Regions from separate parts of the Mus musculus genome. Here regions 2, 3, 4, 5 and 6 are each linked to region 1. A link is a loop called in an ENCODE intact Hi-C map of the cell type or tissue named here. Cell type or tissue: heart. All regions are shown on one strand.

Region 1 (5,000 bases):
CTGAACCTGTTACCCAAGCAAGATCTTAGCGGAAGATTGACCACACTGCCAGGACCACTGGTTCTTCTAGTAGGTTGGGCACATCATGATGGTGCCAAGCACGTCAGGGGAAGGCAAAGGCCATGTGCTTGGCAGTGGTTGACGATCATCTTGAGCAAGACATAGATTCCGTTCTACCTATCCAGGTATGCAGAGACCACTCAGAATGTATCAGCAGTTTACCAGTTGCTGAAGTTGGGCTAGCCTAGTGCTCATATCAGCCCCTTTGCTACTAGTGTCTCTAGAGCATTTTCAGTCTTACAGTGAGCAGGATCATTTCAGATGGTTCTATTGGCATTCTTGGGGAAGGGATTGTCTTCCTCCTTGAAGATATAAATAACAGATCCAGGTACTCTAGCTGGAGATCACTCAGTGTCCTCTGAAGGGCAGCCTCCACATTTTCCACATCTTCAGGGTGGTGTTTGGTGTTCCACAGCTTGGGTGTTATAAACACCTCTTCATGGGGGATCTCCCTTCCTGGCCCCACATTCTCCTTCAAGGCCTCTCCAGGCTCATTAGATAGCAGGACAATCATTGTGGTGGTGGCCAACACTAAGGGCATATTTAATGGCTGTGTCTGCATGGCCAGACTCTTTCTTCAAGGTTCCCAGACGAATTGGGGGCACCATTGTCCCAGTGTGCAGGAGGACACACGTGAGCACATGAGTGTGGAGGCCGGGCGGGGGAGGGGGGGTTCCTCAGTCACTGTCCACTTTACATGCCGAGGTAGGTCTTCACTTAAATCTAATTCAAGCTCACTGATTTGGCTTGGCTGGCTGGCCAGCTTGCTCCAGGGATCAGACTTCTGTCTCTGTCTCCCAAGCCGTGGGATGACAGGTGGGCTGTTACTCTGCCTAGCATTTACATGGGTGCTGGGGATTTGAACTCTGGCCCTTATGCTTGTGCATCAAATCTATTAAGCCTTCTCCCTAGGCCCTCCTTCTTGGCTTTCTGTCTAGATAGTCTGTTACTGAGAGAGAAGTTAAAATCTTCAACTATGATGTGTTTGTTTCTCCTTCCTATATGTCAACTGACCTTCCATATGCCCTGTATCTCTGTTTGCACACGTGTAGCATTGCTGTGTCTTCTTGGATTGACCATGTTATTGTTATATACTGTTCTTGGACATTTGCCTCACTCTCATATCCTCCCACATCTGTATCTCTGCTACAAGCATAGCCATTCCTGCGCCCGTTTAAGTTTGTGATGTGTAACACATCCACCCTTTCTCTTATTGCCCACCTATAATGTATTTGAAGTGAATTTTGTGTAGCCAACATATAGTTAGGTGATATGTGGGTTTTTTTTAATAAATGAGTATATTTTGTTCATGTTTTGTTTGTTTGTTTGTTTTTGAGGCAGAGTGTTTTCATATAGCCTAGCTGGCCCTGGAGTTCATTATGTAGTCCAGACTGGACTCAAATTCAATATACTCTGTTTTTTGTTTTTTTGTTTTTTTGTTTTTCGAGACAGAGTTTCTCTGTATAGCCCTGGCTGTCCTGGAACTCACTTTGTAGACCAGGCTGTCCTCGAACTCAGAAATCTGCCTGCCTCTGCCTCCCTAGTGCTGGGATTAAAGGCGTGCGCCACCACGCCCGGCTCAATATACTCTTATTCTGACTCCTGAATGCTAGGGATTATGGCAGGAGGGTGTTTGTTTAGACAATGTCTGCTGGATAGTTTAGGGTGGTTTCCAATTCACAATTGCCTGCCTTCCTGCCTTAGCCTCCTGATTACCAGGATTATAGACATGTACCACCACACCTGGCTTGAAGGGACAGAGCTGTTCCAATCTGCTTGCTGAATGACCCCTTATCTTGTCAAAGGTCCGATACATGGCATGTGCTCTGCATAGCTATGGTGGGCTAAGTCCAGCTGTCTGAGGCCATGGTTAGGAGAATGTGAAGGTCAGGTTATTAGAGCACAGGCTACCAGTTTCGACACTTAAACTTGGTTGACTGAGGTAAAGGCATTGCGCCCCCTCTCAATCCAAGGAACCCTCACTGAAAGAGAAAACAGCCCTTGGTTGAGATTCCACAGAGCAAAATCTCAAGGGGAAGAGTGTGCGGGTGCCTGGTCCTAGGCTCAAAGATGCCTCCTTGTGGCAACTGCAGCCTCTGCAGCTCACTGTTGAGCCGATGTAGACTCACCAGGGAACAGGCTTCAGGGCTCATGTCAGTCTCAGCTTTGTCCTCTTTTTAGCGATGTCTTCCTCAAGGAAGACCTTTGGGGAGGGGGAGATGAGCTGTGTGTCTGTCCACCTGCCGTGAAGATTTGCCAGGTCCCCATCGCTGGTCTCCAGGGCTACTTCCTCTGTACAGGGCAGATTCTGAATGCATCAGCCATGGGATCATCTCCCTTGGGCTGCCTTGGTTTTACTCCACTCTCTTACCTCCTCTCTTCTGGATGGTCTTTACTGGACTGTGGATCCCTCCACGGGGATTAGCTACCTGCTGGATTCATCTGGGTGCTCATCTGACTCTCACGGGCCCCACACCTGCAGTTCTGCACTTCCAGGCAGGCCCTTGAAGAGAAAGAGATCTCTACCACTCCACCACCACCGCTTCCAACCTTCCACAAGGTCCTAGCTCCTCAGCTAGGCTTTCTCAGGACATCTCTTTAAACAATATCTCTCCAGGCAGTTTTAGGCATGCTATCTCCTGAGGTAGATGTCATGAACAGAGATGGATACACACTCTGGATACAGGTAGTAGATCAAGACTGATAGAGGCAACCTGGAAATAGGAGAAAGGAGGTGGGCCTCTCTAGAAAAAGATTTATTCTTTATTCAAGACTGAAGAGCTGCAGTCTCTCTGCGGAAGTGGAGATGAAGTGTGTATTGTGTGAGGGCATTGTAGGTTTTTAGGCTGAAAAAGGGGAACTTTGGGGATGGAAGATTCCATCTGCAGATCAGCTCCTCTGCAGCCTGGAAGTGGTAGGTTGTATCAGGTTTGGGATGCCTATCTCCTGTTGGGAAGCCCCCACAGTTGTTATCAGTCAGGTCATCTCCTGTCCAGGGTTTCTCAGTCTACCTGAGGTTTCTGGGTCAGTGACCCTTCCACAGCTGCTTTAGACTGTAGGTCATTGATGAGGATTTCTTGCCAACCTGATCTGGTGGCAATGACAGAAAGCCCATGTCAGTGTCATTCCTTTTGTGCCCATGTGGTCCATGTGCATGCCTTGTACTATTTTGACTCTGAGAAAAGGAAATTTCCCCACCCCCGCAACATAATGTTTTTATTAATTATTTGGGAATTTCGTACACTGCATCCCAGCATACTCGCTCCCTATTCTTCCAGGCCCACCCTCCCACCCTTCCCCCACTCTCAAAAAAAACAAAAAACAAAAAACAAAAAACCAAAGCAAAACAATCCACCAAGTCCAATGTGTGTTGTCCATGTACGCATTGGAGCATGGCCAAACTCTCAGTGGCCAACCCCTTAAAAAAATGTGTCCTCCCCCACCCCCACCCAGCCAGAAGCCATCAACTGTGAAGAGCTATACTTCAGCATCTACCTATCATATGTTTATCACAGTTTGTAAGGGCTCAATCTTCAATGGCTTCCTGTCTGCACTGTTTCTTTTTGAGTGGGACGGGGATAGGTTGTCAGAGAAGCCTTCAACGTCTCTTATTCTCAGGTGAGTCTGCAGTCATTGATGCCCCTGCAAAAGAAGCAGCCTCGTCTGTAGCAGCAGCAGCCTTGCAGGTCATGGGCATCAACATGGCCTCCGGTGGCAGCACAGCCCATAGACTTCAACACGGCCCTTTGTGGCAGCTTTGCATCATTAACATCAGCATGACTCTGGTGAACAGACCACAGATATCATGGCCTCCTGCAGCAACACTGACCCCAGGCGTCAACACAGCCTGAGGCAGCAGCTCAGATTACAGACATCGCATGGACCTCAGTGGCAACAAGGACCACACAAGTCTGGAGGAGACTTGATCCAGAAAATGACAGTTTTTCATCTCAGATACCTTTTGGGTGCTCAGAGTCCGGGTGACTGTAGTTTGTCAACATGTCTGGGCGCAGGAGCTCCAGGCACCTGTCCATCACCCTGTCCTCAGCACCGGCCACCCTGACTGCACCCTGGACATGACTTGGGTGTCCTGGAGCATACTCTGTAGACCAGGCTGGCCCCAGGCTTACAGGAATCTGCCTGACTGTGCCTGAGGGTTAGGGTTAAAGGTGTGCGCCACCACAACTCTTTGAAAGGAGGTTCTTAACGGAATGAGAAAATGATATCTTTACCTTATCTCTTGCCAGCCAAGGAAAGATACCCAGCTAAGTCCGTGAGAGTTGTTTGTTAGAGGATGGCATTTCATTGTCTCCTGGACTAACTTTATTTATAGTCGGAAAAACAGAGATCCTTGGTCAGTCCTTAACCTGGCATCATTGGCCTTCATTGCTTGGGAGTCTTTGGCTTGGTGGGAAGAGATGATTTTTGCTTTGGGGGGACTCATACGAGCTGAGCTTTACTACGGAGGCCGACACTCCACAAGGCCTAGCATTGGGTCTGGATGGTGTGCTATTTACATTTACACAGCTGTGACCAAAATGCCAGAGAGAAGGACTTAAGAGAGGAGGGATAACCTTGGCTCACTGTTTCAGAGGGTCTTGGGCAGAGCATTATGGGAATGTGTAGCAGATGGGATTCTTCAGCTCTCAGTGTTCCGGAAGCAGAGGGAGAAGATGGAAGGGAGGGCCAGAGCAAGATGCAGACATGGCCCCTGTTAGGGCTCACCTGCTAAAGCTTCCAGAAACTACCAAACAGCACCATCAGCTGGGGACCAAGTGTTCCAATACATGGTTTTGTTGGGGGGGGGGGCATTCCACATTCAAACCATAACAGATGGAGAGGAGAGAGAAGACTGGGCACCTGCGCGTCACAGAGGCTCAAGGGGCACTGGTAAGGCCATGCGAGTGGGAGCAAAGGAGTATGGGACCTCTCAGATGCTC
Region 2 (5,000 bases), 260 kb before region 1:
GCATGTGGGTAAACAGGTGGTGGTTATGGAAAAATCCAGGGTCTTCGGTGTCATAAGGCCTTTTTCATTGTCCAGTCCAGGCTGCCCTGTTCTAGCACTCAAGCTCCAAGCTAAGAGGCAAAGGTGATCTACCCATGGCAAAACGGAACTCTTGCATTGTGACACTCTCTCTCCCTTCTGATTACCTACCTCTTCCCAGAGGCAGCCTTTAAGCCCCAAGGTATCACAGAGCCAATTTCAGCTTGCGTTGTGCTGTGTGGCTGGGAGCACAGCCCCAAACCTTTTACCGTCTCCTCTCTGAATCATTCTTCAACCACCATTCCCAACCCCATAAAAGCCCTTTCTATGTCAGAGCAGTAAACAACCTTCAATTCTTCCTACCACCTCCCCTACACCCATCCAGGGACCCAGTCACAGCTCAATCATCAGCCCAGCAGAAGCACTTATCCAACCTCCCCTTAAAGCTCAAAGAACACCCACTGAAGTCTCAGACAGGGAGTGCTACATGGAGGTCGCATGTGGAAGCAATCTTTCATCTCCTCAGCCTTGACCTATCTTTGGAGCCCCCTTCCCCAAAGCCAGGGATGCAAGGACGGTAATAGGTGTTTACTCTCACAAACAGTGGAGGGAAGGGTTGACCTGTGAAAAGGGTGTTAGTCCCTCCTGTCTACCAACCTGTGTGGTTCTCCTCTGCCTAGCATTCACTTCCCACATCCCCCTCTGACATCAAAGGAGGCTGCTTGGATTCATCTGGCCTCTAGATTGACTCTTTCACCCAAGAAGCAGAGACACGGGTGAAAGCTGCTCCTACCCCCCACCCACCCACCCACCACCCACCCAGCCCACCCCACCCCACCCCAGTGCAAAGCAATGCCCTACCTTCACATCCCACCACCAAGATTAAAGAGGAAAGACTCAAGCTGTCCAACCGAGCCCTGTTCACTAACAGGAGCACTGGTCCAGAACCTAAATCCAACCATTTCTGTGAGACACTGGAGAGGCTCTGGCTCTGGCCCTCTGGCCTTTCCTACCGCCATCCCTGTGGGTGTGGCACGCCCCACCTCAGTGTTATTGTTTTCTCAGGGGACAAGAGCAGCAGAACGGGCCTCAGACGTACCCACACCAAGAGCAAGGCCGCGGATCTGTCCATCTGAGATAATGCCCTGCGCTCTCTGAGCTCGCCAGGCTGACGCAGGAGTCTCTGGAGCCGACACTCCCAACATCAACATCCTCCTCATGATCGTGCCCGGGCACCGGAGGCTCAGAGGCTACTCTTCCAAGGTCACATAGAGCCACGAGGACCAGGTAGGAACGGGACGTCAGCCACATTTACGCCCCCACCCTCAGGTGTCACTTGTACCCTGCCCGCTAACCGTCATTTGTACCCAGGACCCCACATCCCCCACCCCATCCCGCTTCTACAGAGTTCCTCAGGCTAGAAAGCAAAGCCTCCAGCTCCAGCACAGCTGAGGATCTCAGACCCAGGAGCCGTCTCTGGTGAACTAGACGGAGCCCGGAGGGCCCATCTCACCTTGCAGGCGAGCCCCGCGGCCAGGCGGTCAGAAACGACCGCGGAGGCGGCGGTAGCAGCAGCAGAACGGGCTGGAGAGCGCGAGGAAGAGCCCCGCGCCGCATCAGCCTCGCGCCACGCCCTCTCCTCCTTCATTGGCTTGAGGGGCGTTGAGGGGCGGGGCTAGGGCACTTCAGACCAATGAGCTGTCTCTGAGATCCACCAATTAACGACGAGATTCCACATCACGTGTGCGCGGAGGCTGAGCCCCACGAGTCGACGTCACCCCAGCGGCACGAGCTTGGGTGATGAAGCGGGATGGGAGCTATGTTGGAACCGCTGCTGGAAACCGACCAGAGCGACCTTCCCCATGAGGTTTCCGATCCGCGGCAGTTTTGTCTAGGAGTTAAGCAGTCACCTTTCCTACTGGACTGAGTCTGGATTTCGGTCTTCCTTTCCCACCCATTCCCTATTCCAAATAAGCATTAGAACAAAGAAGGCACGCGGCGTAGGAAGGGGGGAAGGGAGCGTACGCGGGCGCCCCCGGGGACAGGAGCTTCTGCTCCTGGTCTCCAAGGAGGCGGTCGCCATGGCAGCGGGATGCGTCTCGACCCACCCGACAGGGTGTGGGCGTCTTCGTAGAGCACTTACTAAGGCTTGTGGATTTTTGCCACAGGCCCACCTGTCCGTGTGCGACTATCTCTATCCTTATATACACTGATTAGGACAAGAGGTTTAAAGTGCCGAAAGAGCAGTCAGAACACACAGGTTCCCGATCCTTCCAACTTAACTAGCGGAGACAGGCCTTGGACCGCTGAGAGCTTGCTTGTTTTTCCGATAGAATGTGGTCGCTGCCTGTAAGAGTCCTCAAGGTCCGACTCTTCCGTGTCCTTATGGCTGTTAACCTGACTCGGATCTTGTGTTCGCACGCTGGTAACAAATAGTCTTTCTGTGCTATTGTTTTCATAGCGTTACTTCAGAGGGCCCAGTGCTTCCCTGCTGTCTTCAGCAGGGCTTCTCAAACTTTTTATCGTTGTTTTGGATGGTACGTGCGCTCCCTACTGTTGAGAAAATTCTGTCCTCCAGAGCGGACATTGAGAACTTTTCATTCTAATCCCAGCCTACTCAACCCCTACTCCCACCTTTCCAGAAGCCCCGTGGTGTGTTCCATATCTGTTCTTTTCCAAGTCAGCAGACAGTGCCTCCAAAGTATCCTGAAGGCCACCACGCCAGGCAAAAGCAGCCTGCAGATGTATAGCCCCCGGAGACTTTTATAAATACTTTTCTTCCCATCTTCTTGCCCCTCATCCTACTTCTTCACAAAGGATTCTCATTTCCAGTCTTCTTTTGAAATATCAGATCTAACAACACATTCTCACATTTACATTCAAAACAAGAACCAAGGGCTTTGGGGGTAGCGGTCCCTGCCTTTCTGGAACGTCAGTTTACCATAGTCCCCTCTGATTCCTATTTCTCGCGTTTATTTTACTGCCTAGGTGTGTGTTGATTTTCAGTTTCAGGATTCCTGTTTCCCTTTTGCTGCTTTTCACTTGAAACCCATCTCTTGGTGAGCTCTATCGAAAGCAGAATAATCGCTAACAGTTTACTGTCTGAGGCAATTTTCTAATTGTCAACTCCTTTTAACATACTTTCTGAATATGTACGATAGGTAAGTTAATGTGCTAACAGACTCCCAAAGCAAGACACCCCTAGCTTACTGTGAGACCACCACACAAAAAGAACTGTGGTTTCTTGATCTTGCCAATACTCCTCATGTTCCTAGACTAAGCATCTTGGGTACCTGGGAAAACCTGTGATATGGAGCTGCCTGTACTAAAGCATGCTACATGTCTCCAGGAAAGGCCACAAATGGTTTTGGAAAGTTGCCTGGGGAAAATAAGGCTTTGAGTGCCGACAGAACACCAAGATAGAAGTTCTATGGCTGTTTCTCATTGTTCTCAGTGGGCCCGTGCACTGAGACGGTATGGCAACATCAGAAGTGCCCAGACCTATAAGGAGCTTCCTGGGCCCAAGGCCTTATTATCCAAAGCTAGGACAGCAGTCTCTATAGAGTTGAGGGCTGTAGATGAGAAGAGATGAGCAACTGCAGGTTAGGCAAACTCCACTTCCAGCTCTGAGTAGTCTGAACTTTATGAAATAAAAAAAAAACTATAATAAATCTCCTTGGAAAACTAATAATATGTAATAAAGTTGATAGATGCTTGGGGGCTAGAGAAATGCTTAGTAGATAAGAGAATTTGCTGCTCTAAGAGCAGGATTTGAGCTGGTCAGTGGTGGCACATGCCTTTAATCCCAGCACTTGAGAGGCAGAGGCAGGTGGATTTCCGAGTTCAAGGCCTACCTGGTTTACAGAGTGAGTTCCAGGACAGCCAGGGCTACACAGAGAAACCCTGTCTTGAAACAAAACAAAAGACCAGGATTTGAGCCTGGTGGTGGTGGCACACACTTTTAATCTCAGAACTCGGGAGGCAGAGACAGGTGAACCTCTGAGTTTGAGGCCAGCCTGGTCTACAAGAACAGCCAGAGCTATTACACAGAGAAACCCTGTTTCAGAAACAAACAAACCAATAAACCAGGATTTGGTTCCCAACACCCACTTACAACTGCCTGTAATTCCAATTCCAAGAGATCTGATTCCCTCTTCTGGTATCCTTGGACTCTGCACACATGTGGTTACACATACAGACAAGCCCATGCACATGCACGCACACACACAAACACACACAAATAAAAATTTGTTTGAGCAGGGCAGTGGTGGCACATGCCTTTAATCCCAGCACTTAGGAGGCAGAGGCAGGCGGATTTCTGAGTTCGAGGCCAGACTGGTCTACAAATTGAGTTCCAGGGCAGCCAGGGCTATATAGAAAAACCCTGTCTCAAAAAAACAAAAACAAAAACAAAAACAAGTTTGATAGATGCTAAAAATATTACATTATTTCTCTTGTGCACAGGCACACACACATGGTTCCATGTGTGTCTGTGTGTGTGTGTGTGTGTGTGTGTGTGTGTGTGTGTATCAAAGCATTTGTAATAGGCCCTGTGATGGTTTAAATATGCTTGGCCCAGGGAGTGGCACTATTTGTAGGTGTGGCCTTGTTGAAGTAGGTGTGGCCTAGTTGGAGTGGTGTGTCACTGTGGGCATGTATTTTTAAGACCCTCATCCTAGCTGCCTGGAAGTCAGTCTTCTCCTAGTGGCCTTCAGATGAAGATGTAGAACTCTCAGCTCCTCTTGACTGGATGCTGTCATGCTCCCACCTTGATGATGATGGACTGTAGCTCTGAACCTGTAAGCCAGCCACAATTAAATGTTGTCCTTATAAGAGTCGCCTTGGCGTGGTGGCGCATGCCTTTAATCCCAGCACTTGGGAGGCAGAGGCAGGTGGATTCCTGAGTTCGAGGCCAGCCTGGTCTACAGAGTGAGTTCCAGGACACCCAGGGCTATACAGAGAAACCCTGTCTCAAAAAACCA
Region 3 (5,000 bases), 320 kb before region 1:
AGTCTGTTCTTTTCTAATAAGACACAGAAAGGGAGTGGATCCAGATGATAAGGGAGGAGGGGAAGGAGGGGAAACCATAATCAGAATATTTATACGAGAAAAGAACCCATTTTCAATAAAAGGGGGAAAATTGGCTACAAAACCCAAACCTCCAAATAGCAGCAGTATAAATAAACCAGAATGTGTCTCAAGTTAGCACTGGCATACAGCTTATGTTTGCGTGTGAATGGGTTAAAATAGAGATTTATTACATAGTCCCTGGGTGGCCTTGAACTTGTGATCTTCTTGCCTCAGCTTTCTTAGTGCTTGGATTACAGCTGTGTGCTGCCATGTATCTGGCAACTTGATCATTTTGAAACTGGACTCCTTTGTTTCCAGTCAGCTATATTCAATGAATGCTTCTACTCATGGTCCAAGGTGGCTACTGGTTGCTCCAGCCATTAAGCAAGACAGAGAACCAGCTTTGTAACTGGGTAAATACTACAGATTCATTACTAAGTCCATTCATTTCTCCTACTCAGGCTCTGGGCTCCTGTGAAGGAGCCCCAGCCAGTTTTTGCAGTGTTTGTGCAGAGCCTCCAGCCTCCCCCAGAGGGCGCCAGAGCCCTCTGCTTCCTCCTCCTTCAGATACCAGGGTTTTTTGCATTAGAGGTGTGGGGCTCTTTGCTGGCTAGATTTTTTGAAGGTCCTGGGGGGGCAACTGAGCTCTCATACCTGGATCCAAAACAGGAAGCATGAATCTTTTGGAACATCAAAGCCAATCCCAACAACACACCTCTTCCAGCAAGACCACACTCCTTTTTTTATTATTAGATATTTTCTTCATTTACAATTCAAATGCTATGGTCCCCTATACCCTCCCCCAGCCCTGCTCCCCAACCCACCCCCTCCTGCTTTCTGGCCCTGGCATTTCCCTGTACTGGAGCATATGATCTTCGCAAGACCAAGGGCCTCTCCTCCCATTGATGGCCGCCTAGGCCATCCTCTGCTACATATGCAACTAGAGACACAGTTCTGGGGGCTACTGGTTAGTTCATATTGTTGATCCTCCTATAGGGTTGCCGACCCCTTCAGCTCCTTGGGTATTTTCTCTAGCTCCTCCATTGGGGGCCCTGTGTTCCATACAATAGATGACCGTGAGCATCCACTTCTGTATTTGCCAGGCACTGGCCTAGCCTCACCAGAAACAGCTATATCAGGGTCCTGTCAGCAGAATCTTGCTGGCATCTGCAATAGTGTCTGGGTTTGGTGGTTGTATATGGGATGGATCCCCAGGTGGGGCAGTCTCTGGATGGTCCTTCCTTCCATCTCAGCTCTGAACTTTGTCTTTGTAACTCCTTCCATGGGGTATTTTGTTCCCTATTCTAGGAAGGAACGAAGTATCCACCCTTTGAAGGCCACACTCTTAATCAAACAGCCCCCAACTGGGAACCAAGTATTTAAATACCAGAGTGGTGGGATGTTCAGCCCATCTTGAAGAGCAATAGCTATCTCACCTCCTGCCACAGGGACCACTTGCATAAAGATCAGTTACTAGATGGTGAAGGAGAAAGAGCAGAGAGAGAGGTTGTAAAGTCAGTGAAAGATGAATTGGGTGTAGAAATGCAAGTCTGTAATCCCACACTCAGAGGGTGGAGGCAGGAAGATTGGGGGATCAGGACCTGCTACATGACCCTAATTTAAAACAAACAAACAAACAAACAAACAAGCACAAAACAATAACACCAAGCTTGGTAGTACATGCCTATAATGCCAGCACTTGGGAGGCTGAGGAAGGACAATCTAGAGTTAGAGACCAGCCCATTCTACATAATGAAACAGAAGGAGGGAGGGAGGGAGCCTAGGGGTGTGGCTCAATAGAATTGCCTAGAATGCACAAGGTCCTGAGTTTGACCCCCAGCACTACATGGGGGTGGGGAGTGGGGACAGGGACAGAAGAAGAGGAGAGGGAAGAGGAGAAGAAAAAAGAAGCGGAAGAGGAGGAGGGGGAGGAGAAAGAAGAGGATCGAGAGGAGGAGGAGGAGGAGGAAGAGGAGGAAGAAAGAAAAAATGGATAGTAAACAGCTACTGAGGGCTGGGGCCTGGTGCAGTCCTGGCAGCTTTTTGAGTGCAGTACGTGGAGGCTAAGGAGCCTCCGAGCCAGCTTGTACTATCATCTCCGTTCACAGGAAGCTGAGTCACGGGGAGGTAAAGAAACTGGAGCCGGGGGTTTGTGCAGCAGCTGGGCGGGGATGGAATGTGAACAGGGGCAGCCATTTCCTGAGGCCAGCTCTGAACCACCCAGATACACTGCTGGCTAAAAGAACCAGTAAACAAAAGGTGAGCAGACCGACCCAAACAGAGAACACAAAGAACAGAACGGCTAGGAAAGGGGACATTTTAACGCCATTACATTCATAAAACCATAAAGCAGCCATCAAAGAAAAGAACAGAAATAAGTCCTGGGAATTTTAAATAGAATAGCTAAAAGGAAATTTTAATAGAAAGGAATATGAAATTCTGTGGTTAAGGGTTCCAAAATCAATCCACTCTTCTTTTTTCTAATTGTAATTTATTCTTTGTGTAGGTGTGCATGTACGTGTGTGTGTGTGCGTGTGTGTGTGTATGTACGTGTGTGTGTGCATGTGTGAGTGTATGTGTGTATGAACGTGCATGCATGCATGTGTGTGTACTTGCATGTGAGTATATGCATGTACCTGTGTGTGTGTGTGTGTGTGTGTGTGTGTGTGTGTGTGTGTGTGTGTGTGTGGTTCCGTGAGGTCAGAGGACATCGTTGTGGAGTTGCTTCACTCTTTCTACCTTTAAGGGGTTCTCCTGCTCATGTAGCAAGTGCTTCACGAGTGAGCCTCCTCATCCTCCTTTCACTCCTCTTTACTGGTGAGAGTGTGGGGGAGCTTGGGGACAGAAGGGCCTTGATTTCAACCAAAGCCATATTACCACTAAAATCCCAGTGACAAGAGGATAAGGAGTTCAAAGCCACCAGCCACTACATAGCAAGTTCCAAGCCAGCATGAGAAACAGGGTTTCAAAATACAAACAAACAAAAAGCCCTAGCTCTGTATTCTCTAGTGGATAGGTACAATCAGGCTGGGTCCTGTTTAGTACACAAGAGGGGCATGCTCCCACTGGGAGAAGCCCGGATAAATACAAGACTAAAGGCAGAAGAGAGACACTGTGACCCTGGGTCCTTAAATATATCACCCAGTCCCGGGATTAAGCCTTCCCTAAAGCTAAAAGCTACAAGGGCTCCAATTAATTATCCAATTATCTTTGTCTCCACTGTCTCCATCAGCCCTCAGATGAGCCACTGTGAAGGTAAGCTGCCAGGACTCAGTTGCAAGCTCATCTTTAAGGAGAAACTTACAACAAACTGAAATCACATAATTGCCTTGAGAGAGCAATTCATCAAAGAAAGGTACCAGGAGGGGAAGCCTGGGAGTGTAGCTCAGTAGCTGAGTACATCTCAGAGCCCAAAAGGAATAAAAGAAAAAGGGGGAAGGCAGGAAGAGAGAGAGATGGAGAGGAGGCTAAGAAGGCAGGAAGGGATACTGGCTAAACCCAGTAGTGGGCCCATTCTTCACTTACACAGCACCCAGGCTTGAGAATGTGTGCACGGCAAACAGGCTTGGAGACGCCTGGTTTTTATCACAGGAAGAAATAGAAGAGAACTAGAGAACTAGACGTGGTGGTGCATGCCTTTAATCCCAGAACTAGGGAGGCAGAGACAGGCGAATCCCTGCATTTGAGGCCAGTCTGGTGTACATACAAGTTCCAGGACAGCCAGGGTCACAGAGAGAGACCTGTCTCAAGGAAGAAAGGAAGGGAGAAAGGAAGGGAGGAGGGAGGGAGGAAGGAAGAATGGAAGAAAGGAAGGAAGGAAAGAAGAAAGAGAGAGAGAGAAGGAGGAGGAAGAGGAGGAGGAGGAGGACAAATGGAAGGAAGGAAAGTGTGACTATGCCCACTGCTCTCTCTGCAGTTACTAAAAAGCCTTATTTTCTTTCTACTGTAATCCAAAGAACCATTCTTTCACTAATCCTCACATCCGATTGCCACATCAATGTCATAGGTGGAGAAGTCTCAGTTCTCCTCTTCTTTCCTCCAATAGAGACCCTGGGCAGTCGCTCTGTGTGCTGGGAGTCATCAGAAAGCCCCTTGGAGGGCCTCGAGACCTCTCTGATCAGCTCTCTCTAGCCACAGTGCTTCCTGAGTGATGAGGAGTCTACCCTGGGCATTCCCTCTGTCTGCCCCATGCCTGACCCAGCAGCTCTGATGGGATCTAAAGGCTCCTTGTTCTTACAGAAGCCTGCTGCCCCCAGAGTTGATGGACCCAGCATGTTTAGCCTGAATGACGGAGAGAAAAGCACTGATTTCTTTTGTTGTGGTGGTGGGTTTTTTTTTATTTTATTAATTTATTTACTAATTAAGACAGGATCTCTTTGTAGTACTGATTATCTTGGAGCTCACTATGTAGACCAGGCTGGCCTCAAACTCACAGCGATCTTGCTTCTCTCTCTTGAGTGCTAGGATCTACGGGCTGCACTACCGTGCCCGGCCTCTTTCTTTGCTCAATTCCTATCCCATGTTCTTGGCTTTCTTTCTCCTTTCTCTTCTGCCCAGCCCTTCTGAGACAGACACATTCACCTGAGGGCCTCCCCGTGACATCACACTGGGTTCAACAGTTCTGTCCCCAAATGATGCTTCAATGAGGCTTCCCCCGACACCTCAACACAAACCTCATTTACCAGCCACACAAAATGCCTACCGAGGCCATCCTAACTATGGGTGTCTTTCTATGGCTCCTCCATGGAGCCCCTACTAGAATAACAGACAATAAGTGGAGCCAACACATCCCCCATCAGCTTGAAGAAGCTCCTGACAACATCTAACCTTCCCAAGATTGGATTCTTTGCTCTGTCAGGGAATAATGAGGAGAGCAGGCCATGATAGAGACCAGAGAGAAAACAGTCTCCAATACAAGCCTGACTCTGAAAGAACTCCTG
Region 4 (5,000 bases), 65 kb before region 1:
GTTTTGGTTTTGATTAGTTTTTGAAGACAAGGTTTCTCTGTGTAGCCTTGGCTGTCCTGGAACTCACTCTGTAGACCAGGCTGGTCTTTGCTGGGATTAAAGGTGTGAGCCAGCAGCCTGTGTGGGTATGTAAACTTACTTGCCAGAGCAGATGTACTCATCACTGAGCAACCTCTTCAGTCCCAGGTACAGTAATGTTATACTTACATGCTGAGAGGAATGACAGTGGGAAAATAGTAAGCCTGTTTTTCTTTTATTAAACCATTATGTCTTTTGTTTGCTTGAGACTGATCTGTATTATGTAGTCCTAGCTGCCCTGGAATTCAAAGAGGTCCACCTTGCTTCTCCCTCCTGAGTGCTGAGGTTAAAGGCGATCACCATACACCCAGCTTTTAATGTTTCTGTAGGTTCATAAAACTTTCTATGTTCAGAAAAAAAACAGAAACAAACAAACAAACAAAACAAACAAAACCACGGTGATTGTAAGGGACAATAGCCTAGAGTCTGACCTGAGGCTATTCAGGCCACATTCCCTGGCAGAGTGTACTACAACAGCATGTGAGGTACCAGGCCTACCAAAGCAAGGCTGCAGGGAAGTCCTGTGTGATACCAACACATCGAAGATCTATTACGTGTTTGGTTGCGAATTATTATTATTTTAGCAGGGTCTCGTCAGGATCTCTTGTATCCCAGACTGGCCTCAAATTCACTATATAGTCAATCTCCCAAAGGGAGATGGATTACAGGTATGGGCCAGCAAATCTAGTTAATTCCGTCCAAGGGATCAAATCCAGGGTGTTGTGCATGCTAAGCAAGTACTTCGTGTTTGGTCCCTTGAATTAATTTCTGATCACTTAACATTCAGAAACTTTTGATTGCTAATGTTTGTGACTCCCACAGTTATGCAATCCCATATTGGATTGTGACCCACAGTTCACGAAAGAAAGATGCATAAAGCAAGAATTTCATTAAGAATAATGGATTGTCATCCAACCAGTGGAAACTTTCCTTCAAATTAAAAGCAAATGTTTCAGGCAGAGTCTATACATAAACAGATGTTGTGGAGGTTTACATGTCATTTTGTACTGAAATTTTACCAGGGATGAAAATATATGTGACTCAAAAATAAGTAATCTTGAAGAGAATCTTAAAGAAAACTGAACCCACTCAATTATTCATATATAAACTGCATTTTTTTTACCTCCACTATTTTGAATCAAAAGATCATAACAAAAATATTTCAAAAATGTGCTTTTTCACTCTACAAAATTAGAAGGGTAAAAAAGAAACAAAAATATCATTATCCAACTAGAGTAATAACTATCTTCTAAAATTCAAATAATCTTGCTTAAAACAAGATAACAAGGAAAAGTTTGTTGTTTATTGAGACAAGGTCTCATTCTGTGTTATGGCCTGGAAATTACTATGTAAATCAGACTGGCCTTGAAACCACAGAGATCCTACTGCCTCTTCCTCCCAAGTCCAGAGAAGGCATTTTCGGCCACACCTGCCTATCTTAAATACCTCTTTTTAACTGTCTAAGTGAACACACCCTATCAAGTTAAAGCCTATGGAACCCAGCAGCGCTTCCTAGCCTCTTTGGGGACGGAGAAGGGGGGAACCAGGAGCAGGGGCGAGGGGGAATGAAGACAAACAATGGAGGAAAAAAGGGGTGCTTTCTGATAAGTCATGTAAGATGATCTGTTCAGCTAGGCTGCACAACCAAACACACAAAAATTCAGATCAAAGCTAGGGTGCATACCACGGTAATATTTAGGTAATATCCTTTGCCAAAGCATTAAGGGGTGCGGGGCGGGGGCGGGGAGGGCGACGACCGGACTGACAAGAAGGTGGAAAGAACCTGCTAGACCACCTCTTATTAGAGCAGAAAGGCAAGAAACATAATCTGTCTGTATGGAAGAGTGGGGAAAGCAGTGCCCTAGATATATTGGGAGTATTCCTATAGATAGGTACACAAGCACAAAGACCTATTATCATGAACTAAGCCCAGAAAACAATGTTCAGGATGCCGGCGTACCGCCGCTACGTAAATAGATCACCATTAATCGTAAAAGAAAGTGTTCTAAATATACAGAGACATAAGAATGCAGACTCACACTTTCAATGAACAGACCCACTGGTTTTACAATGAGAAACAACGAAACACCAAAAGACCTGTTATCTGAAATAACACCAGAGACGAAGGGGTAAAGATGAAGTTATCTTTACACCTCTTTTCCTTCTGCCCTTTACGACGATCTCAGACGGTCTCATTTCACAGGACACACACCACTAAGGTCTCCGGAAACAAAGCAGGGTCACTAATTCTCTGGCCTGTGGGTGCACGCACGCCCCCCACCCACAAATGATGAGGCCGCCATATGACTTTCATTAATAAATAAGCCAACCAGAGAGGTCTCAGTGTGCCTTGCACGGTGTGACAACCAGGCACGAGACAAGCACCACAAAAGAAGGAGTGGCTCGGGACCAGAAAACCACTGCCACACCGCACCCCCCGAGACCAGCGTCGGTCCCCACCACCGACGCAGAGGCAGCGGCTCCTCCATCCTCCGCCCATCCCGCCTCCCCCGCCCGGGCCCAGCCCGAGGTGACCTCCGGGTGACAGCCCGCGCCGCCCTTTGTGCCTGTATGTGGGGACTAACCCACGGACCCCGGTCTCGGAGGGGGTGCGAGGCCGGCGCGCTGCCCTCAGCATCCCAGAGCCGGACCTGCGGAGCCTGCGCTTCAGCCTCAGCCGCGCGGCGCTCAGGCCCAGCCCTCCCCTCACTCACCCGGGCGACGGGCAGCGGGCGTGCGGGCGGCGGCGCCCGGAGTCAGCTTCTTGCGGTGAACTGCTAGAGCCGCGTCCGTGAGTCCGAGCCGCTGAGCTGGCGGTAGCGACTGCTTAGCTGCGGCCCCGGCGAGGGGCGGGCCCGGCGGGGGAGGGGCGGCGCCGCGCCTCTCATTCATGCCGCGGGGGCGGGGTGTGGGACCCGGATGCCCGGGCAAGTCCCGCCTCCTCACTGAGGGCGCGCGGCTTCATTGTCGGCAAGTGCGCAGGCGCGGCGTCCCTTCCGCTGGGCTACTGGCTGCTCTAGAGGATTGATTCGTGATGCCCAGCTATAAGGTTCATATCTTCTCCGCTGTGTAGTGTTTTCCGTGTATGTGGACGTTCGTAAGAGTTAAAAAAGTAAAGCTTCGCTTCTCGTAGCATCCGGCCCAAGAGTCCTCAAAGGTGAGGTACCCCTAGTTAGATCTTCCACCTGCTGCGCCTGTACAGACAGTGGAAGGAAATATATTTAAGAAACAGTGTGTCCTTTATTTAATTACATCTACTCATTACTCTCGACCCCCAGCTCCTATTCTACACTACAGACAAACTGACTCAGGATTTGGGAGCACTGAGCCCTTGCCTAAATTCTAGCAGGTCAGCGAAAGCATGCAGGAGTTCTCATAGCTACCACTGCTAAAACGGATTAGCAGAGGGTGTGGGTACCGCACCTCAGGCCTCCCTCCCTTAACTTCCCATTTCCCTGGGAGGTATTTCCCCCCCCCCCCCCGCCCCCAATCCTTCTATAAACCATAACTAGTTTGTGACTTTAAATTCATCATGGAAAATGCCCACCAGCCCATTCCTCCAGCTTTAGTAAACCATACATTTCCTAGGAAAGGGGAAGTAAGAAGGACTCAGAATGTTTAATCACAGACCCTCGACCCAACTTCCTCTCTCTCCAAATCAGGCCAACACCTGTGAGCTATTTCCCTTCTCTCCTCCCCACCTCTCCCCTGCCCTCCTCTTCCCTCCTCTCCCCCTCCTTCCCCCGCCCCCCTTCTACCTCTGCTCTCAGGATCCCTGCTGTGTTGTTGCCAGCTTAAAAGTCCTACCTAATTCTGTCACCTTGGCACATAGGCTAAGGCAGATCAGTACCGACATTAGGGTACAAAGCTTTCATATTCTTGGTCTCTTGTTCAAGGAATTGAAATAAAAGCTCTCACCGATGTGTAAAAGTAGCAAGAAAATTTAGTTGAAGCAAAGCAAGGGGGGGGGGGGGAGCAGCAAAGCAAAATAAAAAAAAAAAGAAAGAAAGAAATATTCAGGACACACTACAACGGAGCTGCAGGCCACGTGAGTGAAGATACTCAAGGGCTTGGATTACTATCTCAGGCTTTCTTTTACTGCATTCAAGAGAAGTGTCGCACAAACTAGAGTTGTCCGGGGAGAGGTTACCCCAGTTGAAGAATTACCTCCTTCAGGCTGGACTGAAGGCACCTCTGTGGGGCATATGCTTGATTAATGATTGATGTGGGAGGACCCACCCCTTGTAAGCATATCACCTGCCACCGACTGTAAACCTATACACACCAGGAATCTCCTTTGGAAAATATGTCAGTGGTTGTACTGGCTAGAGCTTTATGTCATATCCACACAGCTAGTGCTATCTGGGAAGAGAAGCCTCAATCGAGAAGATGCTTCCATTAGATTGCTTGTAGGTGAGTCTGCAGAACATTTTCTAGATTACTGGTTGACATGAGAGGGCATGAACCACTGTGGGTGGTATCACACCTGGCCAGGTGGTCCTGGTTGCTATGAGCAAGCCATAGGGCGCAAGCCAGTAAGCAGCACCCTTCCATGGCCTCTGCACCAACTCTTTCTTTCTAATCCCTCCTTTGAGTTCTTTTCTGACTCCCCTCAATGATGGCCTATTTATTACCTGTAAATGTAAGCCAAATAAACCCTTTCCTGCCCAAGTTGTTCTGGTCATGGTGTTTTATCACAGCACTAGGGGAGCAAACTGAAACAATGGTCTTGCTGGGAACAGGATTAGAGCTACTACACTGATCTGTCAGTCGAGACCTGCCCACTGGTGCAATAGCAATGACCATTGTGGTTTAGCTGAATACTTTCTGATTGGACTTGAGGCCTGCCTCACAGGGAGGAATTCATACTTGATACTGTAAACTTGGTCAAAAGCAAGTGGCTGGGGAGGTCACAGACCCTA
Region 5 (5,000 bases), 230 kb before region 1:
CGCTCTTCCAGACCCTTAGAAGGGTCTTTCCTGAACCAGTCAAACCAGAGAAGACGCTCCTGGGCCTCAGTGGAATGAAAATCTTTGACCTGAGATACAGGCTAGTCCTAGGATCACCTCTCCGTGATAATGGGCCTGTCATAGTTAGGGAATACATGGGAGCATGGACCCATCAGCTTCCAAATCCAACATCCATTTCTTTTTCTCCTCCTCTGTGCCTCTTCTCCTTTCCTAGTGAGCCTCCAAAAGCTCAAGTAGGAAGCCTGTCGTTCCAGAACAGGCTGGCAGACCTATCCCTGTCCAGGCGCACCTCTGAGTGCTCCCTGTCATCTGAGTCCTCAGAATCTTCGGATGCAGGTAAGGTCCAGGGCCCCTAGTAGGGGTCCCACACACCACCACCACCACCACCACCACCACCACCACCACCAGAAGAGATCCGAGAACTTCCTGGACCTTCTAAATTCTCTGCCCATTAGATCACCGTCCTTTCCACAGCCTGATGGACCCAGAGTCTTTTCCCACCTTGCCTTCAAAACTATGAAGAAAACAAACCTCTTGTGGGTCTTACCACACCCAATCTAAACTGGGAGCCTGAGGAAGGATGGCTCTTGGTAGGAGATGGTATCTTACCTATTTGAAACCTAGCGGTGAAGCCACTAAACTACAGCTCCACCCAGAAGGCACTCAGTACCAAAAGTCGGTCCTTGTGAAACATTCTCTTAAGCTGTAGCTTTTTCTCCTTAGAAAACCATTATCAAATGCTTAGGAAGCCTTGTACTTAAAAAATAAAAACAGGGCTGGCAAGATGGCTCAGCGGCGAAGAGCACTGACTGCTTTTCTGAAGGTCCTGAGTTCAAATCCCAGCAACCACATGGTAGCTCACAACCATCTGTAATGAGATCTGATACCCTCTTCTGGTGTGTCTGAAGAGAGCTACAGTGTACTTACATATAATAATAAATAAATCTTTAAAAACAAACAAACAAAAAACAAAAGCAAAACAAAAACTGTAGATACCTTTTCCATAGTAAATGGAGACTGTAGCCCTGTGTCCTTTTGGGGGCAATGTCCCATGCTTAGGGTTCATAAGTAGGTTTTGTTTCATTAAGGTATGTCTTGATCTTAAGTAGAAAGAGGTTTCTCTATCTTGGGGGAAAAGTAAGCAGGGAGGGCTGCTACTTGCAAGCCAAGGTTCTCTGTCCCACCAGGTCTGTGCATGGACTCCCCCAGCCCTGTGGACCCGCAGATGGCAGAGCGCACGTGAGTGGGGAAGGGAGGGGTCCCACCACTGAGGACTTGGTACCTGCCCTTGAGGACCTATCTTTCTTTTTTGACTTTTAACTATGTGTTATATGTTTCTCTACATGGGGATATGTGTACGCAAGTGTGTGGTCCTAGAGAGGCCAGAGAGGCCGTTGGAACCCTTGGGGCTGGAATTCCAGGTTGTTGTGAGCTGCCGTATATGGGTGCTGGGTACTGAACTCAGATCTCTGCAAGAATAACAAATATTCTCAGTCACTGAGCCACTCAGTCCCTCTCCAGCCGCCAGTATCCTGCTTTCTTACAGGGAAGCCAAATAATCAGCAGGCTCCTGAGGCTCCCTATTGTGAGGGGTTGGTTTCTTCCTAAGCCTTGAGAACTGGCTCCCTATTTAGAGAAGGGCCAGATATTGTATTAGCTATCATTGTCACTTGGAAAAAACGATGTCCCTTGTGTTCCCATTTTTCCTTTTCCCCTGTACACATTCTTTGTACATGTGAAGTTTTTTTTTCCAACTTAAAAATATGGTCCTGCTGGGTGTGGTGGCCCATATCTGTAATCCCAGCACTCAGGAACCTCAGACAGAAAGATAGGCAGCTCAAGGCCAATATGGTAAGATCAGATCTCAAGACCTAGGCCAAACAAAAATCGTGTTGCAGACTGGCCGGACTGGCTTGCCTCAGCAGCAGCTCCCAGTCTTTAATGACACTTGACACTTTTGACCAGGCTTTTTGCCATAGGGAATGGAGAGAGAAAACTGGTCTTGGCTCTGAGCAGACACCTCTTCCTTGGCTATGGCACAGTAGAGCCCTCTAGAGCACACCTGTTCCCATCCAGCTGCTGGAGTAGCTGTCAGTCATTAGGAGGGACAGCTGGGCACTGCCAGCCAGAGCTTCTAGCTTAGGGTGGCCGTTACTGTTTCCTCCTGATGTCTTTGATCAGACTGTGCTGGTCTCGGGGTTTATTCACAAACAGGAAGCTGAGAATTGGGTGGGGATGGGAGGAGTGTAGGTTGTTTTTTTTGGTGACAACACAGATAGATCCCTCACCTCTAAGGCCCTGCTACAAATTGTACACAGGCCTCTCTGAGGGCCACTTGGGCACTAAGTGCCTTGCTAGTCTGCACTTACTTTCCACTATTTACAGTTTCTCAGAAAGAAGCTGGTCTCTCTCTCTTTCTCTCTCTCTCTCTCTCTCTCTCTCTCTCTCTCTCTGTGTGTGTGTGTGTGTGTGTGTGTGTGTGTGTGTGTAAGCTCCACACGACAGGTGCTCCAGTCACATTGGAAGGCAGGGCCTGTATGTAGAAACCGATGCTTCAGCCTCAAATGGAACATCTGTCGGAATTCCTTGCCGGCTGGCCTCTTCTAAGACAGAAGGAAGGGGTGAAACAGAGGTTGGGTCTTAGGAAATTCCACAGGAGGGAGGAAAGAATGTAATCCTGTATACATGTCGTCGCTAAAGGGTCTGCTGGGCTGATCCAGAAAGACACCGAAGCAGCTCCTGCCCTGGAGGGAGCCAGGCCAGTTTTTCCTAGCAAAAAGGGAAACCCAACATTGCTGGCATCCACCCCCAGGGTCACCTACATTACGGGGTACCTTTATCCTGTTGTCATGGCATGGATCAGTGCCTTTCATGGTGGCCATATGGCCCCACTAAGGTAATTTGCATACAGGTGGAAAGCCTGTGCTAGTGTGTGCAGGCAGGCGAGACTGTTGCCTTGGTGATGTCTTAATGACCCTGTGACCTGCCCCAGCTGTCTCCATCCCTGCCTTTCTCTGGGCCTGCTTTTCATTCAAGGCAGTCCTTAAAATCCCAGGCTGCCTCAAACCCTTCATCCTTGGTCCCTGGTCCCACCAACAGGGCGCCCTTTTCCACTCTCCCCTCCCCTAGCCTAAACATTAGCCCTTGTCCTTGTCCTTATTGTGGGCCCTTTGGGGATGGGCCTGGCTTGGGCCTGAGGCTTGGGGTAGATGTTGGACTACAGGTGAAATGGGTCATTTCTGCTCTCTCCTAGGTTTGAACAGGCCATTCAGGCAGCCAGTCGGGTCATTCAAAAGTGAGTCTTTCCATCCTTCCCTAACCACTTCCTGCTGTCTCATGCGATGCAGATGCCCTGGGTGTGAGGAAATCCTGCCTGCTTTAAGTCACTGCCCCCCCCCCCCCCGCCCCGGTTCCATAGCTCTGAACCGTTTTTTGTTTGTTTGTTTGTTTGTTTGCAGTGAGCAGTTTACCATAAAACGCTTCCGATCCTTACCAGTGAGTGTCCTCCAAGGCCTGACAGGGAGCTTAGGCATCCTGGTTGGCATGGACATCATGGGGGTACCTGTGAGAGGTGTTTGAAGTAGCCAGGCATTCCTGTACCAGTTGGGGGAGGTGGGGTTTCATCTGGCGGGCTGCGGAGTCGGAGCATTCTGTGATACCCAGAATGCAGCCTTTAGTAATTACTGCCCCGTCTGGTCCCCTAGGTGAGGCTGCTGGAACACAGTCCGGTGCTGCAGAGCATCACCAACTCCCGAGCACTGGACAGCTGGAGGAAAACTGAAGCAGGCTACCGAGCCGCCGCCAATAGTCCTGGGGAGGACAAAGAGAATGTGCGCTTCCAGAGACCAAGATGGAGGAGCTCCAGGGAGAGAAGGGTACACTCGGTTTATCCTGATAGTTCCTCTCCAATCTTGCCCACAGGATGGATATATCTTCAAGATGCCACAGGAGCTCCCTCATTCCAGCTCTGCCCAAGCTTTGGCAGAATGGGTCAGCCGCAGACAGGCCTTTACCCAGAGGCCCAGCTCAGCCCCTGACTTGATGGTACATAAAGAAAATCAGGCCAAGAAACAACTCTGGGGAGAGGTGGTGGCTGGAGAGATGGCTCAGTGGTTAAAAGCACTGGTTGTTCTTCCAGAGGTCCTGGCTCAATTCCCAGCACCCAACCCACCTCATAACCCTCTATAATACCAGTCCCAGAGGACCTAACACCCTCTTCTGGCTTCTCTAGGCACTGTTTGGAAATGGTGCACAGACATATGTGCAGGCAAAATACCCATACACATAAAATAAAGTTAAAAATTAAAATAAAAAAAAAATCTGGGTATGGTGGTGTATACCTTTAATCCCTTCACTTTGGAGTTCAAGGCCAGCCTGACCTACAGAGTGAGTTCTAGGACAGCCAAGGCTACACAGAGAAACCCTGTCTCGAAAATAAATAAATAAATAAATAAATAAAGCTATAAATATATATTACTTATTTATATATAAATATGTTCATATATTTATAATATAAAATAATTTTAAAATATAAATAAATAAAAGCTAAAAAAATTTAAAGAGGTAGTAGGAGAAGAAAAAGGTGGTCTAGACTCCTTCCTCATCAACCACCCAGGAGTGACAGGTCCCCACCTGAGTATTCTGTGCTTGTTGTCATTTGGACAGTGTCTTACCACTGAGTGGAAGATGGAAGTAGAGGAGCTGAGCCCGGTGGCACAGTCTTCTTCCTTGACTCCTGTCGAAAGGGCTTCTGAAGAAGATGACGGATTTGTGGACATCCTGGAGAGTGATTTAAAGGTAAACAGCCTTGGTCCGCAGGCCCCTACTTGTTCCCCGCTTGGACAACCCAGACAATCAGCAAGACTACAACCTTACCCCAATGCCAGAAGAATTTGAGGGAACTGATATTGACCAATCAGAAGACCAGGTGGGCTGGTGCTACAGAGGAATGGAGGCTAGGCATGACAAAGGTACTTCTC
Region 6 (5,000 bases), 240 kb before region 1:
GCAGCTCAGCTTTGATGTCCAAGACCCCGAACTCCCGCCTGCCTGGCATGGTTCTTCCTAGTCACGTGGACCAGATCGTGTTCCAAATGAAGGATGTGACTCTGCACTCGGTCATCGATGGGGAAGGAGGTCAGGTACCTCTTGACCATGGCAAAGTAAGCCATGGCCTCCCCAAAGCTGGGCACAGGGACCTCATCACCATCCTCATCATCCTCCTCATCTTCATCCTCCTCATCCTCCTCTTCATCGTCCTCCTCTTCATCACTGTCTGAGTCAGAGTCCTCTCCTCCTTCCAGGAAATGGAGAGTGGGGAACTGGGCCTCTTCCTGGACACTATAACCCCCAAAACCACCACTGGCTTCCACTACTCCCTGGGCCCAGTCTTCAGCCTCTAAACCCTCAGAGGAACTTTCTTCCTCCTCTTCATCACTATCATCAACCTCACCTTCCTCTTCTACCTCTTCCTCTCCTTCCTCCTCTCCTTCCCCTCCTTCCTCCTCCCCTTCTTCTTCCTCTTCCTCCTCCTCTTCCCCTTCACCCTCCTCTTCCTCCTCCTCCTCTTCTTCCTCCTCCTCTTCCTCCTCTTCCTCTCCCTCACTCTTGAAGGAAGTGGTGATAGTGGCATTAAGGCCACCTCCAAAACCCGCCTCACGAAAGCAAGTTGCTATGTCCGAGGGCTCCACTGCCTGCCAGGCTGCAGCCACAAAGTGCAGGGCCTCCACAAGGCCCAGTTGCAAGCCTGAGGGATCCTGGCCCTCGAGTGCTGCCATGGCCTTGAGCAACATCGCCTGGCGGTAGTGGCCCTTCACCTGTTGGACCACTCCTCGCTCCAAAGGATGCACGGTGCCAGGAGGGAAGAAGGCCAGCTGCACGTGCCGCAGGCCCGAGGTGTCCAAGGACTGGGCAGCCAGACGGCCGGCCAGCAGAAGGACCCGACGAGATTCTGCTGCCATTCGAGTGTCCAGAGCTTTCAAGTACTTAGCCAGAGCCTGGGTGGTGACTCCACCCTTCGAGTTGGCAGTGTAGTCGCAGGGCAGACCACCTTGCCCTGCACGGGGCTTGGCAGATTTGCCTGCGACCAGTGGGGGAAGCTTCTCGCTGCCATCGGCGTTGGCGCACAGCAAAACGCTAAGGCGCTGGGTGGCCTGGCGCGCCGGTCCATCACCTCCCCAGAGCCCTGAGGCCTGGTCCGACAGAAAGTCGTACCACAGGCTGGTCTCGGTGGCGCTGAACACGTCCTGCGAGGCGTAGCCCTCAGCTACCGACGGCGGCTGCTCCTCCCTCGTGTGCCAGCCGGGTGTGCTCCCACCGCTGCCCTCGGAGGGCACCGTGGCTGGGCCGGCAGGTGCCGCTGGGGCCCGAGGGGCAGAGCTTCGCGCCCGAGAACGGGTCACGCCGCTGCAGGCCACTACACCGTGGCGCCTGCGGAAGCGATCCAGCCAGCCGTTGGAAGCAGTGAAGTCGTCCATGCCCAGCTCCTCCGCTATCCGCAGCGCCTTCTCTTTCAGGATGATGCCCTTGACCGGCAGCCCGGCGGCGCGGATCTGCTGGAACCAAGCGATGAGAAGCCCCTCCAGCTTGTCGTACGGGGACAGCTTGTTGGTCTTGCGGCAGGTGGAGGCCACTCCGTACTTGCGCTCCGACGCCAGGATGGCGCGCTTGTTCTTCAGGATGGTGCTCAGCGTGGACGGCGGGATGTTGAAGCGCCGCGCGATCTCGCCCTTGCGTAGGTCCGGGTTCTCCTCCACCTCCTGGATGATCCGCGACTTCTCCCGGAACGTCAGCTGCCGCCGCTTGGGGCCCATCCCGGCGCGCCCTCCGCCCCGGGGCCCGGCACCGCCGTCGCCGCCCCGGGGCGGGGGGCCCGGGCCCGCGGCGGGGGGGGCACCTGGTGGCCTCTCCGCGCGCCCCGCCCGAGACAAAGCGGCTCGCGGGGCGGCGGCGGGCGGTGGCGAGCGGCGCGGGCGGCAGGACGTGCCCAGCGGGGAGCGCGGCGCGGCGCGGGGCGGAGCGCGCGCGGGATCTCGCGGGAAGCGGGGGGACGCTGGGCGCCGCCTCCCGGACCCCGCGCCGCTGCCCGGACCCGCCGCCGGGGGCGCTGAGGCCCGGACTGTGCGCCTCGGCCACGCGCGGGAAAGGTCATCGGCAGAGACAAAACGCACTTAGGCACCTGGACAGATGCGCAGGGACCTTTTGGTGCTCTCCGGTCTGCTCTTTCCTCCAGAGGCGGCTAGCTGGCATCAGGCTGCTTAGACTGCGTTTTAATTGGTTGGCGTCAAGCGATTAGGATTTTTTGCTACGTGTAAATGCAATTGTCTGTATGCTTCTTTTTAAATAATTGTCTTTATGCATGTGAATGTCTGCCTGTGTGTAGGCGCTCCTGCATGCAGATGCCCAAGCAGACCAGAAGAGGGCTTCAGACAGGAGTAGGATTGCAGGTAATTATGAATTGCAACATGGGTGCTGGGATCCAAACCTCTTGAGAGCAGCCTGTGCACTTTAAGTGCTGCGCCTTTTTCTCAGACACCTAACATGAACTTTAATGGTGTATACTCTTCCAAATGTGAAAGAGCCAATCTATGGTTACGCAGTTATGTTATTGTAAAGACAACATAGCATTTAAATCCACTTGATGGTGTTAATGACATTTTAAAAATTCTAGCAATTTTTGTGATGGCGCATGCCTTAATCCCAGCATGAGGGAGACAGAGGTAGGTGGAGGTTGAGCCAAGCCTGGTCTCCAGGGCTGTTTGTTATGCAGAATACCACTTTCTTGAAAAACAAAAATAAACAAGATCTAGTAATTCAAATCCATAAACACTATTAACATCTGGGTGTTATTGGTTCCCCCCTCCCCATGCAAGTAGCCATATCTAAAACTACAAAAATGCGTATGTACATAAACATCTGTACAAATAAATCTTAAAACCTCCTCCTGCAGGACCAAACACGAAAGTGATGAACCCTTGAGGCAGTGCGCACAGTGCAGTGTTTTGCTTGCCTGTTTTCGTTTTGTTTGAGCAGAGTCTCATTATATAGCCTTGGCTGACCTGGAACTCTGTATTGACCTGTTATGGTCTGAAACTCATGGAGATTCTCCTGCTTTTGCCTCCCCAGTGTTGGGACTAAAGCATGTACCACCATACCAGACAACCCAAGAAACGAGAGAGAGAGAGAGAGAGAGAGAGAGAGAGAGAGAACTCTACAAAGACAAAACTCAAAACAAACAAGCAAAAGACCAGTAAAACAAACAAACAAACAAACAAATACCCAAAAAAGTCTACAAAAATACCATTGAGTTCATTTTGTGTTGACCAACTACACCTGGGCGTGGATCTGCCCTTGAGTGTGGTTGATATACTCTGACATTCCATGGGGAAAAAAACCCTGATTGTCCCTTTGCCAGTGGGTATCAGTTGCAGAGAGCATCTTGGTTTGGTATGGGACACTTTGTCCACTTTCCCTTTCAGTGCTGGGACCTGGTCTGCCTTGAACCTGTGCAGGCCATGTGCATACTGTGAGTTCATATGTGTATCAATCCTGTTGTGTGTGGAAGTCACTATTTCTGTGGAATCATCTCTCACCTCTGGCTCTTTTTTTTTTTTCCAAGATTTATTTTATGTATATGAGTACACTATAGCTGTCTTCAGACACACCAGAAGAGGGCATCAGATCCCATTACAGATGGTTATGAGCCACCATACGGTTTCTGAGAATAGAACTCAGGACCTCTGGAAGAGCAGTCAGTGCTCTTAACCACTGAGCCATCTCTCCAGCCCTCACTTCTGTCTCTTAAACATCATTTTACCTTCTTTTCTGCATAGACCCTTGAGCCCTTTGGTGAGGGTTTTGATAGGTTGCCATGTTTTAAAAAGTCTTGAAAGAGCAGCCTCCAGGATAACGGGCTGAGGAGCTGGGGTAGACAAAGCTTTAGGTCAAGAAACAAAGAGAACCAAGGATAGAGCCCTGGGAGCTTCTGGGTTAAGGGCTCTAGAACAACACACTTAGGAGAAACTGATAAAGACAGAATCAGAAATCAGGTCAGTGTTGTGTTCTGCGAGGCCAGAGAAGAGAGTGTGACTCCCTACTCTTCGGATACACATTTCACTTTCCATGTACATATTGGATCCTGAGTGTCTCTGCCTTTGTCCACATTTCTCATGCTGGTCTTTTCCCTTCTACATGTGCCATAAGGATCAAACTTAGGGCCTCATGTTTGCCAATTGTATGCTCTACCCCCAACCGTATTTTTCCGACCTTTAAGAACTCCACTTTAGTCAAATAGTGGTGGCACAGACCTTTAATCTCAGTGCTTGGGAGGCAGAAGCAAGTGAATTTCTGTGAGTTCAAGACTAGCCTGGTCTACACAGAGTTCCAGGACTGCTAGAACTACACAAAGAAACCGTGTCTCAAAAAACAAAACAAAACAAAACAAAACAAAAAGACCCCACATGTGCTCTGAATGTAAAATCTCTGATAGGTATATTATAAAAGTCTCTCTTGAGTTGCCACACATCTCTGAGCTTAGAAAACGTTTTAGAGACTACTTGTGATTTCCAAGTTTATGAGACTACTTGCAATCTCCAAGTTGGCCGATCTGGCTACACACTCTGCTATATTGCTTCTGGTTTTGGATCTTACACAGAGGCCTTTCCCACCCAAGATATAAAAAGCATTATTCTAAGCTGGGTGTATTGGCACACACCTTTAATCCCAGCATTCAAGAGGCCAATTTCTGAAGCCTGTCTGGTCTACAGGGCAAGTTCTACAGAGAGAACCCGTGACTCAGAAACTCAAGGACAAAAGCATTCTTCTAAAATAGTCTGGGTTTTGTTGTTGTTTTGTGTGGTTTGGTTTGGGGCTTGTTTGTTTGTTTGTTTGTTTGTTTGTTGAGACAAGGTCTCACTATGTAGCCCTAGCTGTCTTGGAACTCTGTGTAGAACAGGCTGGTATGAATTCACAGAGCTGAGTGCTAGAATTGAAGTCTGGTGCCACCACAC

Evidence for each region. Hi-C counts contacts between places; a loop is a spot of excess contacts. Peaks named below come from ENCODE experiments on the same cell type or tissue, not always from the same donor. Only the 100,000 strongest peaks of a DNase experiment are listed, where the experiment ranks them.
Region 2: it touches region 1 in a loop (3-fold over the local background); 2 of 42 quality-filtered maps call a loop at or near these places.
Region 3: a loop joins it to region 1, with 11 times the contacts of the local background. A loop is called at or near these places in 32 of 42 quality-filtered maps.
Region 4: it touches region 1 in a loop (2.5-fold over the local background); 18 of 42 quality-filtered maps call a loop at or near these places.
Region 5: it touches region 1 in a loop (2.9-fold over the local background); 6 of 42 quality-filtered maps call a loop at or near these places.
Region 6: it touches region 1 in a loop (3.0-fold over the local background); 7 of 42 quality-filtered maps call a loop at or near these places.

The regions. Positions count from the first base shown.
Region 1 is chr2:131,414,555-131,419,554 of GRCm38, forward strand. It overlaps the pseudogene LOC115489428. Among named protein-coding and RNA genes, the nearest start is that of Rnf24, 64 kb to the left of the region's middle. In heart, CTCF peaks have their summits at 2,136 (motif pointing left) and 2,337; a DNase peak (open chromatin) is centred at 2,157; H3K27me3 peaks cover 92 bases.
Region 2 is chr2:131,158,422-131,163,421 of GRCm38, forward strand. It overlaps 1700037H04Rik (RIKEN cDNA 1700037H04 gene), which reads right to left and starts at 1,660. Exons shown (of 6, transcript NM_026091.3): 1 at 1,532-1,660. It overlaps Gm14232 (a long non-coding RNA gene), which reads left to right. Exons shown (of 3, transcript XR_003954063.1): 2 at 1,084-1,305. In heart, a CTCF peak has its summit at 2,568; DNase peaks (open chromatin) are centred at 1,730 and 2,640; H3K4me3 peaks cover 2,734 bases; H3K27ac peaks cover 2,658 bases.
Region 3 is chr2:131,094,457-131,099,456 of GRCm38, forward strand. No RefSeq gene overlaps it. Among named protein-coding and RNA genes, the nearest start is that of Gm30378, 6.5 kb to the right of the region's middle. In heart, no CTCF peak of the experiment used is centred here; DNase peaks (open chromatin) are centred at 585 and 2,195; H3K4me3 peaks cover 329 bases; H3K27ac peaks cover 2,247 bases.
Region 4 is chr2:131,349,944-131,354,943 of GRCm38, forward strand. Rnf24 (ring finger protein 24) reads right to left here and starts at 2,949. Exons shown (of 6, transcript NM_178607.4): 1 at 2,793-2,949. Gm30590 (a long non-coding RNA gene) reads left to right here and starts at 2,889. Exons shown (of 2, transcript XR_374984.2): 1 at 2,889-3,235. In heart, no CTCF peak of the experiment used is centred here; a DNase peak (open chromatin) is centred at 2,928; H3K4me3 peaks cover 2,290 bases; H3K27ac peaks cover 2,049 bases; H3K27me3 peaks cover 825 bases.
Region 5 is chr2:131,187,871-131,192,870 of GRCm38, forward strand. Cdc25b (cell division cycle 25B) reads left to right here. Exons shown (of 16, transcript NM_023117.4): 2 at 236-357; 3 at 1,209-1,260; 4 at 3,275-3,316; 5 at 3,480-3,516; 6 at 3,726-3,851; 7 at 3,943-4,065; 8 at 4,687-4,818. Among named protein-coding and RNA genes, the nearest start is that of Cdc25b, 3.4 kb to the left of the region's middle. In heart, no CTCF peak of the experiment used is centred here; a DNase peak (open chromatin) is centred at 2,951; H3K4me3 peaks cover 733 bases; H3K27ac peaks cover 2,271 bases.
Region 6 is chr2:131,178,072-131,183,071 of GRCm38, forward strand. Cenpb (centromere protein B) reads right to left here and starts at 1,996. Exons shown (of 1, transcript NM_007682.3): 1 at 1-1,996. The coding sequence starts at 1,805. The coding sequence ends at 6. In heart, CTCF peaks have their summits at 2,134 and 2,339; DNase peaks (open chromatin) are centred at 50, 1,000, 1,700 and 2,160; H3K4me3 peaks cover 2,766 bases; H3K27ac peaks cover 2,312 bases.